Regions from separate parts of the Homo sapiens genome. Here region 2 is linked to region 1. The links are chromatin loops, found by intact Hi-C in ENCODE. Cell type or tissue: tibial artery. All regions are shown on one strand.

The links. Hi-C counts contacts between places; a loop is a spot of excess contacts. Peaks named below come from ENCODE experiments on the same cell type or tissue, not always from the same donor. Only the 100,000 strongest peaks of a DNase experiment are listed, where the experiment ranks them.
Region 2: a loop joins it to region 1, with 4 times the contacts of the local background. A loop is called at or near these places in 2 of 110 quality-filtered maps.

What each region holds. Positions count from the first base shown.
Region 1 is chr6:40,304,096-40,312,095 of GRCh38, reverse strand. No RefSeq gene overlaps it. Among named protein-coding and RNA genes, the nearest start is that of LINC00951, 48 kb to the left of the region's middle. RefSeq lists enhancers at 2,938-3,504, 3,505-4,072 and a silencer at 7,081-7,264. In tibial artery, a CTCF peak has its summit at 3,222 (motif pointing right); no DNase peak of the experiment used is centred here; H3K27me3 peaks cover 1,447 bases.
Region 2 is chr6:39,899,802-39,907,801 of GRCh38, reverse strand. It overlaps DAAM2 (dishevelled associated activator of morphogenesis 2), which reads right to left. Exons shown (of 25, transcript NM_001201427.2): 23 at 7,594-7,725; 24 at 6,330-6,500; 25 at 2,933-5,989. The coding sequence ends at 5,765. MOCS1 (molybdenum cofactor synthesis 1) reads left to right here. Exons shown (of 11, transcript NM_001358530.2): 11 at 685-3,632. The coding sequence ends at 1,445. Among named protein-coding and RNA genes, the nearest start is that of DAAM2-AS1, 6.4 kb to the right of the region's middle. In tibial artery, no CTCF peak of the experiment used is centred here; DNase peaks (open chromatin) are centred at 2,161, 3,411, 4,861, 5,591 and 4 weaker places; H3K27ac peaks cover 4,730 bases.

The DNA of each region.
Region 1 (8,000 bases):
TCAATCAAGCTGTCATCCCTGAGCTGGGAATCAGTGGCAGAATTACAGTCCCTACTCAGGGGAGCTGACGAAGAGCAAGGCCAAGGCTGAAAGTCGGGTTTTTAGCAGATGGTATAACACAGTGGTCAAGACCAGAGACTCAGGGCCAGAGAGCCTGTGTTTGAATCCTGGCTTCACCAATTAATAGTTTATAATCTTGGGCAAGAAACTTAAAACTCTCTTTGCCTCAGTTACCCCATCTATTAAATGCGATAACAACCATACCTATCCTATAGAGTTATTGTAAGAATTTGGCAAGTTACTATAGGTAAAGAGCTCAGAACAATGCCTGGCTTGTGGCAAGGGCTGTGGGAGGGTAAACTAATATTGTTAATAGGCTCCTAATCCTTTCCTATGAAATAACCTAATAAGGGACCAAGTTGCCAAATGGTGTATCAGAGCTCAGAAGCGAGACAACCTTCCAGTCGTGGGAACTGGTACACACAGTCTAACCCCTCCAAAGCCTGCCTACCTCCCATCATCATGGATCCTGGCACCAACATTAGGGCAGGCGGAGCCCCTCCCTGGGGTGGGAGGGGGTCTGAAGAGAGAAAGGAGGTAGGGCCTGACCAGGAATCCTTGTTGAAATGAGGGCGGTGTCCTTGGAGCAGAGTGATTTGCCACACAGCTCTGGCCTGGAGGTCCTGCCAGGCTTAGAGGCAATACCAAGTCCAAACACTATAAAATTATCTGCGATGTTGTTTGAGCAGTAAAAGTGGTGAAGAGACCTGAGGCTACTTAGATACAGAACAACTGTTTTCTCCTTAATGAGCCACCATACACAGCGTTTAATTAAAACTGCAGGAGCATCCTGAGAACTTGGACCGAGGAGCGTGGAAGTTATGGTGGCAGTCATCGTGTGTCAGGGCTGGGGTGACTCCCTGAGACTGGACACAGTCACATCCTCCTCCCTGAACTCCTTTCATGTAGATCCCATGTCTACTACCATGTCTCCTGGTTCCCGGTGAACTGTCTTAATCCTTTTCCCTCTCGCCATCATTCAAGAGCACCCGGTGAATAGTCACACTCCACTAGCTTCAAATATTTACGGGCAACATAGAAAAATTACTTTAGTTTCCTGAGCCTCAGCTTCCCCATCTGGAAAGTGAGGATAAGGATTCCTTCTTCATGGAGCTGTTGCGGAGATCAAATAAGATACACGCAGGAGTGGCCTGACTTTCACCCACTTACACCCCTGGCATTCCTGACCAGAAGGATTGAAACCAATCTTGATGCACTGATCTTGATTCCTGACCAGAAGGATTGAAATCGATCTTGATCCGCTGATCTTGACTCCTGACCAGGAGGATTGAAACAAATCTTGATCCACTGATCTTGACTCCTGACCAGGAGGATTGAAACCAATCTGGATCCACTGATCTTGATTCCTGACCAGAAGGATTGAAACCAATCTTGATGCACTGATCTTGATTCCTGACCAGAAGGATTGAAATCGATCTTGATCCGCTGATCTTGACTCCTGACCAGGAGAATTGAAACAAATCTTGATCCACTGATCTTGATTCCTGACCAGGAGGATTGAAACCGATCTTGATCCACTGATCTTAATTCCTGACCAGGAGGATTGAAACCGATTTTGCATTTGTTATCCAAGCCATGTCCTGTGAGATGCTCCTTGGATAAGTGGTTCCAAATTCAGATAGGTTTGGGAAATGTTGTGCCCTGCATATACCCCTCCCCACTGGGGGCTGCCATGCACATGGTCATTTTAAAGAGTCTAAGAAGTCCTGATAGAAAAAATTCTGCTTTGCTGAACCCAGTGTTTTCTGAAATTTCTCACCATGGAAACTTTATTTTATGTGTATTTTTCTTTATTTGTTTCACCCATTAGCATCATTGGGACCATCTCTGGAAAACACAGGGGTGGCATAAATCACATGTGCAAAGTTGTGCCATCTCTCTGAACTCATTTCTCATCTAAAAATGAGGATAATCAATGCCCACCTTGCAGGGTGCCATGAAGATCAGAGGTAGTGAACACAAAACACCCAGCCCAGGGCCTGGCAATCAGTGGGAGGGCAACATGCATGGACACTGGGATGAGGCAGGGAGGACGCAGATGCAAGGAATGACACCATGGGATGCAGATGCTAAAGGCGAGGACCAAGGGCAGGGTCTTGACCACCAAGGGCAAGACCACCACAGGCCGGTGGGGGCCAAACCAGCAGATTTGAGACCTGGAGTCTGATATAGTTTGGATGTGTGTCCCCTCCAAATCTCATGTTGAAAAGTGATGGGACCTAGTGGGAGGTGTTTGGGTCATAGGGGAGGATCCATTATGAATGGCTTGGTGTCATCCTTGCAGTAATGAATGAGTTCCCACTTTATTAGTTCACTCCAAGAGCTGGTTGTCAAAAGGAGGCTGGCACCTCCTCCCCTCTGTCTTGCTCCCTCTCTCTCCATGTGACACACCTGCTCCTCCTTTGCCTTCTGCCATGAGTAAAAGCTTCCTGAGACCTCACCAGAAGCTGAGCAGATGCCTGTGCCATTCTTGTACAGCCTGCAGAACCATGAGCTAAATAAATCTCCTTTATTTATAAATTACCAAGCTTCAGGTGTTCCTTTAGTAATGCAAAACAGACTAACACAGGGTCCTTACATCTCCCAGACGAGCATGGGGATTGTTCCCAGTATTACAGGCAAACTCAGTCTGCGGGAGAGGGATCTGTGGCCTTGCCAGGAGCTGGGAGGACTGCTGGGCACAGGGAGAGATTGAGGAGTCATTTACCAACCCCTTCACTTCACAAATATTTATTGAACACTTGCTAACTGTGAGGTAATCCTAGCTACACAGGATACATCAGTGAAAAAAAACACAGCTCCTGCTTTCCTGGAGCTTACACGAACAACAAATAAGCAAACTAATAATATTTTAGATGATAAGTGCTACAAAAAATAAGGCAGGGTTAAGGAGAGTGGTGGTGCTATTTTACACAGGGTGGTCAGGGAAAAGCCCTTTTGAGGAGGTGATGTGAGCAGAAAGTGGCAAGAGGTAAGTGATTACACTCATGACCCATCATCATTATCATCACATCATCACCATTATCATCACATCATCACCATCACCATCATCATCAAACCTCCTCCATCATCCCTTGGAGTAAGTGCCTCTCAGGACAGGCTTTCCCAGGGTGTAGTTCCAACAATGACCACGAGGTGGAGGAGTGACTCTAACCCCGTCCAGGGGCTGGGCGTTGGTTGACTATCTCAAGCCCCCAGCCCTAGATCCTGTCAAGGTTGAGAGTCGTCTCAGGCCATCTGCAGCCATAGGAATCCCATGTAGTTGGGTTGCCAGCTTGACTGTGTGCGGGGGCTTTGGCTCTTTGCCACCAGTGAGGTGCGAGGAAGGGGAGGGAGAGCCACAAGGAACATCTGGAGAAGCCGAGCCAGGGAAGGGCACACAGCCCCCTGCACAGGGTCCAGGGGTCCTGGGGCTGCGGTGGGCGTGGCCACCAAGAGAGCGGCTCCAGGCCAGGCTTGTTCTGTCGGTGACTGAAGGGTCTTTAAGGCATTCTTCTGCCTTCAGCTACGGGAAGCAGGTGAGGAAGCAGAATTGGAGAAGGAGTGAGGGGGTTGAATAGCCAGGCTGGAGTGAGGAACAGCCTATCTTCGTGTGTTTTACGCCTTGCTGGCACTCCTATAAATTTGTCTTAATGTTGGGAGAGGGCAGCTGTGAGCCTGCTGCCTGCCCCCTCTGGAGAGAAGGGGACCCTCTCGGGCTGCCGCCCCTGTTATCCCCTGGAAGCTGGCTACAGGACCAGCGTCCAGGAGATAACAGCCCAGACCCCCTGTTTGGGGTCTTTTCTGAAAAGGGCCAAGCCTGGCTTGCTCTGCTTCGCAGCCTCATCTTGAAGATTGATTATCTTCCCTGGCTCCTTCCAGCAAGGCGGAATGGTGGGGTTTCTAATTTCGCTGGCGTTTTGCTCCTTGATATCATGTGAACAGATGCTGTAAGGTTTTCTCTGAAGACTCTTAGGTAGGGAGGGAGGGAGAGCCTCCTGGTGAGGTTCTTTGACTCTGTCCGGGAGGAGGAAATCCATTTCTCATTGCTCTGTGATTTCACACTAATCTGCGAATGCATGCACTGATGACTTAGGGTGTGGTTCTACCCCTGCCCCGACTTTCCTCTTCTGCAAATGGGGTGAATAATGCTTACCTTGTGGAGTCATCTGCATGACTCAGTAGCTTAGCACTTGTAACACAGCACCTGGGACCAAATCAGGGCTCTATAAATCGTAACTACTTTCATGTGTAGGAAGTGCAGGTCCTTCTTCATACGTCTATAATATTGTGTATTCCACAGAACAATCCCATTTGGTGCCTTTCTTTTTTCTTATTTTATTAATTTTTTTCACGTAAAATATCTGAAAACAATCTTCATCACAACAGAGCCAAGCACTGTATCAATACTGGAAGGAAAATAGGAATGTCTCACCCCCTCATAAACACACAGACACACACACACACACACACCCTAGAGTTAACTACTGGTATAAGTTTGGTATTTATCTTTCCAGACTTTTGTTTCACCAATACAGTTCTTGGGGCTGTAAAGCTTAGTTCCATGTCAGTGAGCATTAGGTGGAGATAACCCTCTGAAGAAGCTTATTGGGGAGTGTGTAGACACAACTCTTTCTCTTGGCACCACTTAGTTCCATATCAACCTCAATGTGTGAATTGCAAATGAGCTTTACTTTAAAAGGCCCTCAAAGTGGCTTGGCAACACTTTATAAAACATTGGTATTAATTCCTAGAAGGTCAAAGAGGCGTACGTGTGTGATTCTCTAACTCACTTTTCTACTGAATGACTGTGGCCTCCATTCCCAGTTCGGATTAGGGGATGTGGCTGCAGAGCCACTGAACATGATTTGCTTCCTGCCAAACAGAGAGGATGTGCTGGCTGCATGCAGGTGGAGTCAACCCCGAGTGCTGGGTTTTGAGCTCTGTGTGAGCAGGGAAGAAAGTGCCCTGTAAACTCTAGGGACTAGAGTCCTGGCCACAGAATCACAGAAGTGGGCCCTCCATCCCCTCTCCACTTGCCACCTTCACTTTCCTCAAGCCTCCCAGGGGCTGGAAGCACAGCACATGCTGAGCATGCCCTGTTGAGCGTCTGTAGGGCGTTCTTCACCAGGCTGCATGACTCATGTACACTCTCTCACACGTCTCTCATGTGCATCTCATGCCAGCTTGAGGAGGTGGGTACCATGATTAATATTCGCCTTTCATGGATGGAGAAACCGAGCTTGGAGAAGCAATGTGTTTACCCAGGAACTTACAGCTAAAATGCAGCAGTACTGGGACAGGAGCCTGCTTGGTTGAAATCCCAGTTTCAACAGTGGGACTTGTTCTTGTCCTCTGTTTTCTTTTACTTCTTCAGTTGATCCTTTTATTTTTTCATCCATAAGTAATATGTCAGTATATACTGATTATATGTAAAATAAAAATGCCACTCCTCTTCAACTCCCATTGGTCCAACCCTCTCTGCTTAAGTGACCACCATTATTTGTTGAGTGTATCCTTCCAGATCTTTTCTGTACACATAGAAATACACACAGAGTTGCTATTTTAAAAATATAAAAGGAATCACACTATACAAATACTTCTGCGACTTTTTTCTTAACAATGTGTTTCTTTCCAGATTCATATATCTGGACCTATTTCCTTTTTTAAATGGCTGCACAGTGTTCCATAGTATGCCCATACCATGATTTCACTAGAACCTTATTGATGTTTGATTTACTCAATGTAAACTAAAATAATAGTACCTGCCACATAGGATTATTGTTAAACAAGATGATGCATGGAAATTGCTTAGAATTAAGCCTGACATATAGTAAGTGCACATGCACACACATACATGCACACACATCATATACCTATTGGCTTTCATAATCTTTATCAACATCATCATCAATATTATTGATAGATGTTAATATTGTTCCCAGTTTTTTCCATTCTAAACAATGCTAGTGTGAAGATTTTTCTGCTGATATTTTGTATGTATGTGTGTTTGTCTATGAAATAGATTCCTGGAATGCTGGGGGACAGGAGGTTGAAGGGTGGGAGGAGAGAAGAGAGAGGTCAAGGTGTTCTTTTCCTGCTCCAGCCCCATGCCTCTGGTATTGGCATTGTTCTAAAACTACAGCTCCCATGGGGTGGCCCCTCTTTCAACTTCTACCTCTTTAGCCCCTTCTGCCTCTTTAGCCATAGGAGAGGTAACAGCTTCCTGCTGCTGCCAGCCTTGGGCACTTCATCATCCCTTGCCTATTCCTTTAACTCTGTGCATTTCTTTACAAGCTGATGCTTTATTTAATTGCCATCATTTGAACCATCAGGGTGTAAATTCTGTGTTCTGCCTGGGTCTTGGCTGAAACATTAGCCTTTTTATTTTTCTATAAATTGCCTGTTCATATTCTTCACTTATTTTCTATAGACTTGCCTTTATAATTATTTATAAAAACCCTACATTACAAATGTCAATATTTTGTTAAATATAGTATAAATGTTTTATCTGAGTCTTTATCTGCATGCAGCTTTATCTGCGTGCAGCTTCTCTTCTCTCAGCTTGACTTCAGCGTCTTTTCACTGTCCTTTGCTGGAGCCTCCACCTTGGCCCTTCCTCCAATGCTGGGTGCAGTTCCGAGACCCTCTATTCTTCCCTACCTGTACCTTCCTTTGATTCAATGATTTTAACAACCCCCTACCTGCTGCTGCTCCCCAAATTTATATCTCTAGCCCTGGCTTCTTCAGTGGTCTCCAGATTCCAATATAGAACCATCCACTTGCCATCATTGCTTGGATGTCCAATGACATCTCAGACTTAGCATGTCCCAAAGCAGAAATCTTGATTTCCCCACCCTAGACCTGTACTTCTCCTTGTCCTCCCAGTCTCTATATGGCATTGCCTTCCACCCATTGCTCAAGTCCCCCAAACTAGGAGTCATTCCACTTTTTCCTTGTCCTTCACATTTCACATCCAAATGAAAAATAAATCATGTTGGCTCCAATTCAAAAGATAACTCAAATCTGTTCTCATATCTACATCTCCACAGCCTCTGCCCCACTCCACACTGCCACCATTGCTTGTGTGACCGATTGTAGCAGCTTCCTAACTAGCTTCCTGCCTCTTCTCTTATGCATCCAGGATGAGGTTTGGTTTTACCATGAATTGTATCAGTCATTCTCCTGCTAAAATGCCCCAGTGACTACCCATCAAACTTAAAATGGTGCCTGTTTTATCAGAGTTCATGAGCCTCACTCCATGTCCAACCCCCTGTCCTTGGAGTCAGCCATTGGCCTTCACTCCATTCCCCGGCCATGCTGACCCATGACCCTGCTGCAGAGTATGGCACCTGCTGTCTCCTTCGTGCCTGAGATGTCGTGCCCTGGGTCATGCCATGGCTGCATCCTTCTTGTCACTCCGTCTTAGGCCAAAGCCTCCCTCATCAGTACAGTATTCCTGTTCACCTGATCTAGACGACATGTCTCTCATGCTTGCTACCATATCACACTCTTAGTTTCTTCAAAGTAATGATCACTACCAGAAATTACATTGTTCATTGTTGTGTGGGGAGGCTGAGGGCCTGGATTCTGGAGCCCAAGCACCTGGGTACAAATCTCAGCTTCGCTATTTGTGGCTATGGGACCTCCAGTGACCTATCTGGTCTGTCTGTGTCCTACTTTCCACATTTGTGAGATGGGGATGATGTCAATCAGGGGTCGGCACACAATGGCCCATGAGCCAAATCCAGCCCGATGCCTGTTTTGTTCTACCCTCAAGTTAAGAAAGGTTTTTACATTTTTAATTGGTTGGAAAATCAAAAGAAAAATACTTTGTGACACATGAAAATTAAATTTCATGGTGCCCATAAAGTTTTACTGGGGCACAGCCATGCCCGTTCATTTACGTTTTGTCTACAGCTGCTTTCACACTGCAATGG
Region 2 (8,000 bases), 400 kb after region 1:
TGGGGTGGGATTCTGCATCTCTTGTGAGTTCTCAGGTGGTGCTGGTGCTGCTGGTGCTGCTGGTCCATAAGCCAACCACCCTTTGAGTAACAAGAGCCTGCACCATTCCCTAGGCCCTCTGCACCATCTGAATTAGCCCGTCAGTTTGTATGTGCTTCTCATGTGCTTCAGGGGACTTGAAAAACATTTAAGTAGATCACAAATTCCCCTTATTATCTTGTCTGTAAACTAAGTGGTTATATTAACTCTTCATGGAGAATGTGAAGATAAAAATAGGTGTAATTGGTAATTTAGAGTGAGACCTAGCTCTAGTTTTAAGAAAATGAAGGGACATTCAGAGGTCATGTGATCCAGGCCTCAACTTGGTGCTGCTTGAGAGAACTTGGGAATTGAGAAGGTTTTCATGTGGAGGGAACCCTGTGCCACGGTGGCACAGCAGTTTCTAGGAGGGCTGTTACCCTGTACATCACTGGGTGAGAAGGGCTGTGAACTTGGACTCTGGGTGCCATCTATCTGTGGATCTTCTACTTTGTCTTGTCCCACTATGCTTTTTGTTCTTCATTCCTCTTTCCCCGGTATGAAAGAGAACTTGAGGTGGGATAGGGAGAGGGTTGGGGAGTAGAGGTGGGAAAAAGAATTGCCTTTTGGACTTAGTGTTTCTTCTCTTTTCTTCTTGCCTTGCAGAGTTATTTTTGATGTTCCCCAATTCCCCACCAGCCAATCCAAGCATTTTCTCCTGGGACCCGCTCCATGTTCAGGGTCTAAGACCCAGAATGAGTTTCTCCAGCCAGGTGGCCACTTTATGGAAAGGATGCAGGGTCCCCCAGACCCCTCCTCTAGCCCAGCAGCGGCTGGGGTCTGGCTCCTTTCAGAGACACTACACTTCCCGTGCAGACTCAGATGCCAACTCAAAGTGCCTTAGCCCAGGTTCCTGGGCTTCTGCTGCCCCCTCAGGACCCCAGCTAACCTCAGAACAACTAACTCATGTGGACTCGGAAGGACGGGCAGCTATGGTAGATGTGGGCAGGAAGCCAGACACAGAGCGGGTGGCTGTGGCTTCAGCCGTGGTCCTCCTGGGACCGGTAGCCTTCAAGCTTGTCCAGCAGAACCAGCTCAAGAAAGGAGATGCCCTAGTGGTGGCCCAGCTGGCTGGAGTCCAGGCAGCCAAGGTGACCAGCCAGCTGATCCCTCTGTGCCACCACGTGGCCCTGAGCCACATCCAGGTGCAGCTGGAGCTGGACAGCACACGCCATGCCGTGAAGATCCAGGCATCTTGCCGGGCTCGGGGCCCCACCGGGGTGGAGATGGAGGCCCTGACCTCTGCTGCAGTGGCCGCCCTCACCCTGTATGACATGTGCAAGGCTGTCAGCAGGGACATCGTGTTGGAGGAGATCAAGCTCATTAGCAAGACTGGTGGTCAGCGGGGGGACTTCCATCGGGCTTAGCACCTGCCCTTCTCACCCATGGCCCACCCAGGCCTGGAGCTGGGATGCAATGTAGGCTGAGGGAAAGACGTCAGGTTCCTTTAATCACAGTCACTGTTTGTTTACCTTGAGCAGTAAACCCGAAGTCAGCCTGCTCTACTACTAACAAACAGGCCTGCTGCTAGATGATCTCTAATGACCAATGGGGCTTCCTTTCTATAGGGAGGATACCAGCAGGCCCTTAAGCCTTCCAGGACACTAAGGTCGTGGGAGCGGGACTGCAACAAGCAATGCCAGATAACTGAGAAATCATGTTCTTTGTGGACTATTTCAGACAACCAGGTTCCGACAGTCCAGCCCAGAACTTTTCCTTCTCATTTTGGGTTTTCTCTTCTCCTGCTTTCCTGGGGAGAGATTAAGCGCTCATTAAGCAGAGGAGCCCACTTTGAGGAGAGCAAAGCACAAGCTTGCCTGAAGAATGGATCCCAACTTCTCCCCGGCAGCTCTGCCTCCCTAAGTCTGTGAAGCCGCAGCCCTGCCCTGTCCTGTCCTGTCCTGACTTCATCTCTCCTTCTGCCCAAGTCTGTGTCCCATCAGACTTGCAGCCTTTCAGCTTAACAGTTGCCCGGTCCTGCTGGCCCCTTTTCCTCTGGCCCCCCTCTTCTGAAACAGGATGTGCACACATGGGCCATAGCCCTAAGGACTCCTGCCAGACCACACAGCCCACACCTGGCCCTGTTCACGGCTGTTCCACCCACCCCTCTTTATTCTGGAGCATATCAGGGAAAGAAAAGTTGATGATAGATTGCCTTCACCCTCACAGCGCACAAATAAAGCTACGATGCCAACTTTGCAGATGCAAGAATGAAGACACTGTGTGGGTAGGGCACTGAGCTGCTGCAGTTTCACAGGGAAGGCTGCACCTATCAATCAATCAATCAATCCTATCCCAAGACACAGTTCCCTGAGGGAAGAAGAGGAGGGACCTGGAAAGGCCTAAGGGTGTACTCTCTGTATAGCCCCGCTATGGGAAAATAAAGTGGAGTAGGGGGCATAGAAATGCACCATCTAAGGGAAATCTTTTGTCAGGTGGTGGCCAGGGGTGTTCAAAGCTCATTGCTTGCATTACCAGCTATTAGAGAGATCAGAGAGGGCAATTAATTAGAGGCTCCTGGTTCTCACATCCCAAACACACACAGTTCTGGCCTGCTGGGCTCTCTAACTTGGATGTCTTTGAGTCCTCAGTGGTGCCCCCTGCCTGCCTCCCCTCTGCCCTATGCCAAGGTGTGCTGGCAAATATTAAACAACCAGCTCTCTGGAAAAGACAATTTGTGATATAAATACTCCCATGTTGAATAATTTCAAGCTACCAGTATGTCAAATGGCTTGCAAAATTTCTGAAAATGTAAACAATTGGTTCTCACAGAGCTGGTACAAGCTGGCTCCAGCACACTCTCAGCCCACCCCAGATCCCCTCATAGGAAGAAGGCACAAGTTTAAAGGCAGACTGGGTAGGGATGGTATGAATTTAATATTTTTTAGTATTACAATATATTCTTATAAAAAAGGTGCAAGTGAAAAAGGACACTGTAGATTATGTCCATTAGCCTCATTTGTCATCTGAGGCAGCTGGTGAGAACAGCCTTGGCGTGAAGGCATCCCTGGTAGAAGTCGGGGGAGATAGATAGTCACAGTTCCCCAGTTGGTGGAAATGGGATGGGAGTAGGGAGAGGCTGGAACAGACCCTTCCCCATTCACCTGGAGAATTTTCTCCTCCCACTGCCCTAAACACTTTATTTCCATCACAGGGGAGAAATGCTGCTGAGAAGGTTGTGTTTGTTAGGTTGATGACGAATTTTACATTGGCCACAAAATTAGCTAGAGAAACTTATCTAAAGGTGGCAGGAGCAGTGGGGAGGGCATGAAGAAAGCAAGACCAAGAAACAACCTATTAAGGACCAGCTCAGCCACCCCGACTGGGCACCAGCCCCTTCTTACTCAGTTGAGTATGAGTCCATGGTCCAAGGCACTGTTGGAGATCTGGCTACAGTGGCATCTAGCACCAGAGCCACTGGCCAGATGTAGAAAATAAATAGAAAAATATCTTTCTTTTAGAGTGAGAAGGCTGAGCTCTGGAACAACGTATTTGTGTCCTCTGTCAACAGTTGAACCAAATTCTGCTTTTCTGAAGATCAAATGTATCTTGAACAGCTTCCATAGTCCTTTTGTTTCCAGGTGCGTATCCAGTCTTCCATGGTGGGTGGGAATGCCAGACACGCTTGTGGAGCCCTCCCCTGTTCCCTGCCCCTGAGGGGGTTAGGTTGACATCAGCCTGGTCAGTTTGGGAGAGGACCTTTAGAGGCCTCACCCACAACCTCCCATCTTCCCCAACACTTGTCTTGCAGTGGGAGCTCTTGGGGCTGCAGATGCATATAGCCAAACTCTCTGCAGCTGTTCTGCCTGGAAGCCTTCATCTTGCCCTCACCTGGGTTCCAGGATGGCCTCTTCACACCTGTGTCAGCCAGGCTTGCACTTGCTCAGATCCCTCCCACCAGAACACACACACACCGCCCGCCCCCTCAAACCAACGCACATGCTGGGCTCACCGACCCTGTGTTTCTTCCCCCCCGCAGCTACTACGGTCCCAGCCCCAGGAGTTGGATGCAAGTGAAAGGCAGAAGATAGGCAGCTGAGAGTAGGCCCAGCTCACCAGTCTCCACTGGCAATAACCCTGAGCCAGGGATTAGGTTGGAAAGTGAGAAACACAGGGAAGGGCAGAAGGGCCAAGAGCTCATTGATGGTAGAGGTTAGGCAGGGCCAGTCTCAAAGAAGATGAAAGGCCAACTCGGAACGTGGTATTGAATAAGAGCCTTGATGGAGTTTTAGAAAAATTTTGTCTAGATACAGCCATCCCATCCACCAAGGCCAGCATGAGATGGACAAAATGGAAGGTGGCAGTGGATGGGAGGACCAGAAGGAACCCCTTGCAAGTTGGGCTGAAGAACCAAATTGGGTACCAGAAATGGGGTGGCCCCCCTCTCAGCCTTCCTCCTTGGCACCTTCAGGTGATGTGCTCCCCAGAGGATATCAGCCTTCCTCCTCCATCCCCATCTCCCCAGTTTCCCTTGCCTGCTCTGCTGTTCGCACCATCTGAACGCCTGAGAGGAGGGGCCACCCTTAGAGACAGCATGTTAATGTAGAGGGCAGCTCTGGCCCTCAGACCTCTCAGGAACCAACTCCCCAACGCCAGTGGACACATGGTTCCAAGTGGCCACCTGCAGGCTGGACAGAGGCTGCTGTGGCTTCTGCCTTGAAGCTAGTGTTAGAGAAGGGGTGGGAGGGCCTGAGCAATTTATATGAAGTAGAGAACTATGGGATGGAGCTAAGCATTCAAGTGCTGCCCTCTGCTGAGGGGCTGTAGGGGACTCCAAGGCAACATTTGAGGTCACTGTCTGGCTTCACAACAATGGCCAGGTGTCCAGGAGATGGGGACATGGGAGATGCCCAAAAGGCATGAGGTGTGGTGATGCATGAGGTCTGTCTTGAGCCCCTCGCCAGATTCATCAAGCACCTGGTAGTGAGCCATAGCTGTGGAAACCCAAGGTGAGTCTTCTAGGACTGTGGATTAGTAGACAGGATGGAGGTGAGGGTAGAGAAGGAAGGGAAAGATACTTAAGACATGCAGGGAGAGGCCAGAGGACTTGTGACATGGGAAACAGACACTGCTACTCTGTCCTGATGGCTTTGGTCCCTGCATCATCCTTCCAACATTGACTGTTCTCTGGAACCTACCAGAGCTGATCTAACTAGAATATATAATGCCTCCTCTGTTCCCATTCAAGAGGAAAGTTTGCCCCCAGGTCAATGTTCTGTTGAGCCTCCCCTTGAGAGAAGGGAGTCTGGATTCCCTCACCAGATTCCCTCTCAGGGGCTCCCTCCATCATTGCTCCCCGTGCTACACAGGAACTCTGGACAAGGCTGTGGACCTCTCCAGTCTAGATCTGGAACTGTTCTGTGCCAGCACATGGGTGCCCATGGTAGGGGATGGGGAGCAGGGCCCCTTCAGCCTGGGGTTACCTGGCCTGAGGCCATCCAAGGCAGCCTCAGAATAATACCTGGGGCCAGGGCACAGAAGGAATCATGTGAAGGGGAGATAAGAGGAGCCCCTTAAGGTAAGCGTGGGGAGACACCTGGTCCAGCCACACACAGCCCCCCATCCCAGGACCCAGCCCAAGGCTCTAAACCAAGCACCAAATGGTTTAAATATCACCACCTCCTCCACTCAGCCCCATTCTCACCAGTCCCTGTCTCCCGGCCTCCTGTGTGGCTAGTTCCCCAGGTCAATAATTTAGCCGGTTTATTGCCCGCTCCCGGGTAACTTCCAGGGCCTGGCTCCCTGATCGCTTGCGGCTGCGCTTGAGCTTGCATAAGTCCTTGTCGAAGACCTCCCCAGAGCGCAGGGCCGACACCAGGTCATCGAACTCTCCTCCCTCCTCCAGCGAGCTGCCTGCAGCCAGGACCTTCCGCTGCCGCTGCCACCGCTCACGTTCCCTCTGCTCCTTCAGCTGCGGGCGGGGGGCCAAAGATAGGAACCCTCTCAGGGAGAGGCGCTGAGGCCAGGGCAGCCCCCCAACCCTGGGCTAACTCCTAGGCCATGGTCATGCTGCCTGCCTGTATCTGTTGGCCCCACTTTCTTCCTGCCTAGGACATACAGGCCCCCAGCTTCACACCACTCTCTTCCCTCAGGCTGGGAAGAAGTTTCTCTCTCCTGGGGCTGACATCCAACCCCTATGGTGTTCCTCAGTTCCTCAGTCTCTGCCCTCCTCCCACACACCCCAGTTTGGGGGTGTTCTCCCCAAGTAGCACCCGTCTCCCCTCAGTCCCAGGCCTGGCACTGCCCCTCACCATGGCTTCCATGCGCGCCCGCCGCTCCTCCTCCTCCTTCCTCCTCCTCATGGCCTCTAGATCCTGCCGGGCCTCTGAGAAGGCCTGCAAGAAGGTATCAAAGATGCCAAAGAATTCGTCTGGCTGCATCTTGCTGTCATGCTCCCCGAAGTGCATCAAGGCCTTGGCGAACTGTCAAGGGACAGAACAGGATTGGTGGAGAGTGCCCTGGAGCATGCTGGGCTCAGCCCCTGAGGTTAGCTGGGTTCTAGCCAGAGCAGAGCCCAGCGCAAGGCTGGGGACTGTTGGCACAGGGGGCAGGGCTGGAAGAGGTGAGAAGACACCCCCATCATCATCAGGATCAGAGACAAGGCTAAGGAGAGGCAGGTAAAGAGTTGGGCTCACTCAGTCCACCTTAGAGCCACCCCTGGGCCTGTAAGGGGTAGGCATGAGGTCAGGGGTATAGACCTTGGGAAGCCCTTCCTGAGGTCAGGAAGAGGCTGGCAGAACTCAGAACTTCAAAGATCCTCTAGTTATGTTAATAACCCCTCTGTGCCTCAGCTTCCTCCACTGTCAAATGGGAATAATAGAATCTACATCATAGTGGTGTTGGGGGGTTAGATGAGTTGGTGGCTATAAAACAGTGGCTATATTTATATAGGCCAGGCACTGTTCTGAGTTACTGAGAGCTACCATTGTTAATTCAACTCACTCAGTATCCTCTAAGAAAGATCTCACTACTCAAAAGTGTGCTTCATGGACTAGCAGCAGATTCACCTCCTGTTAGAAATGCAGAATCTCAGACCCCAGGCCTCCTAAATGAGAATCCATGTTTTAATAAGACCCCCATACATGAGGTCTATGGACACGTTAGTGTGAGAAGCAGATAGAGGCATGGTAATCATGTCCACTGCTGAGCTGTGGTGTCAGATTCTAACCCAGTTCTATAACTTACAGCTGGGCAATCTTGGGCAAGTTACTTAGCATCTCTGATTTTAGCGTTCATATCTGTCAAGTGGGAAATAACCTTTCAACAAACCCATAAGGTAGGTGGTGACAAATCATTAAAACACTTAACATGGTGCCTGATATCTGATAAATGGACCATGATCTTTGCGGTATGTGGTTATCATTGCTTGTCTTGTTAAGAGCGAAGAAACGGTTTTCTCTCAAAGCTCTGTAACTCTGGGTTTGTCCCTCCTGGGCTGTCTGTGGTAGGAATGGGTGAAGGAGCTTGTTTAGATAAGGCTGGGTTGGCAAGCAGTGGGGGTTGGGGCACCCTTACCTTGTCCCTGGCCTCATTTAGCTGGTCCTCCAGCTCGGAGAAGCTGAAGCTGGACACCGTGATGAAGTCGCTCATGACAGGGACAAACTTGTCACTGGGCTCCCGTACCTGGCGCCTCTGATACTCCAGCTCCTGAGGAGGGAGGGTGAAGTGCTGCTTAGACTGGTGCCAAGATGAGAGTCGGGTGCAGGGGTCACCACATCTCCCCTCGTCACTCACAGGACATTGAGCCCTTTGGAAGAGGGAACACCCTGCATCTCAAAGTTCTAAGGATGGCAAAGACTATGAGCTAACATTAGCAGCCAGCCCACCCTGCCATCTTTCTTTCTCTAGAGCACTGAGACCCAACATGTGACCTGGGGCCAGCAGCATCACCTAGGAAATTATGAGAAATACAGACTCTCAGA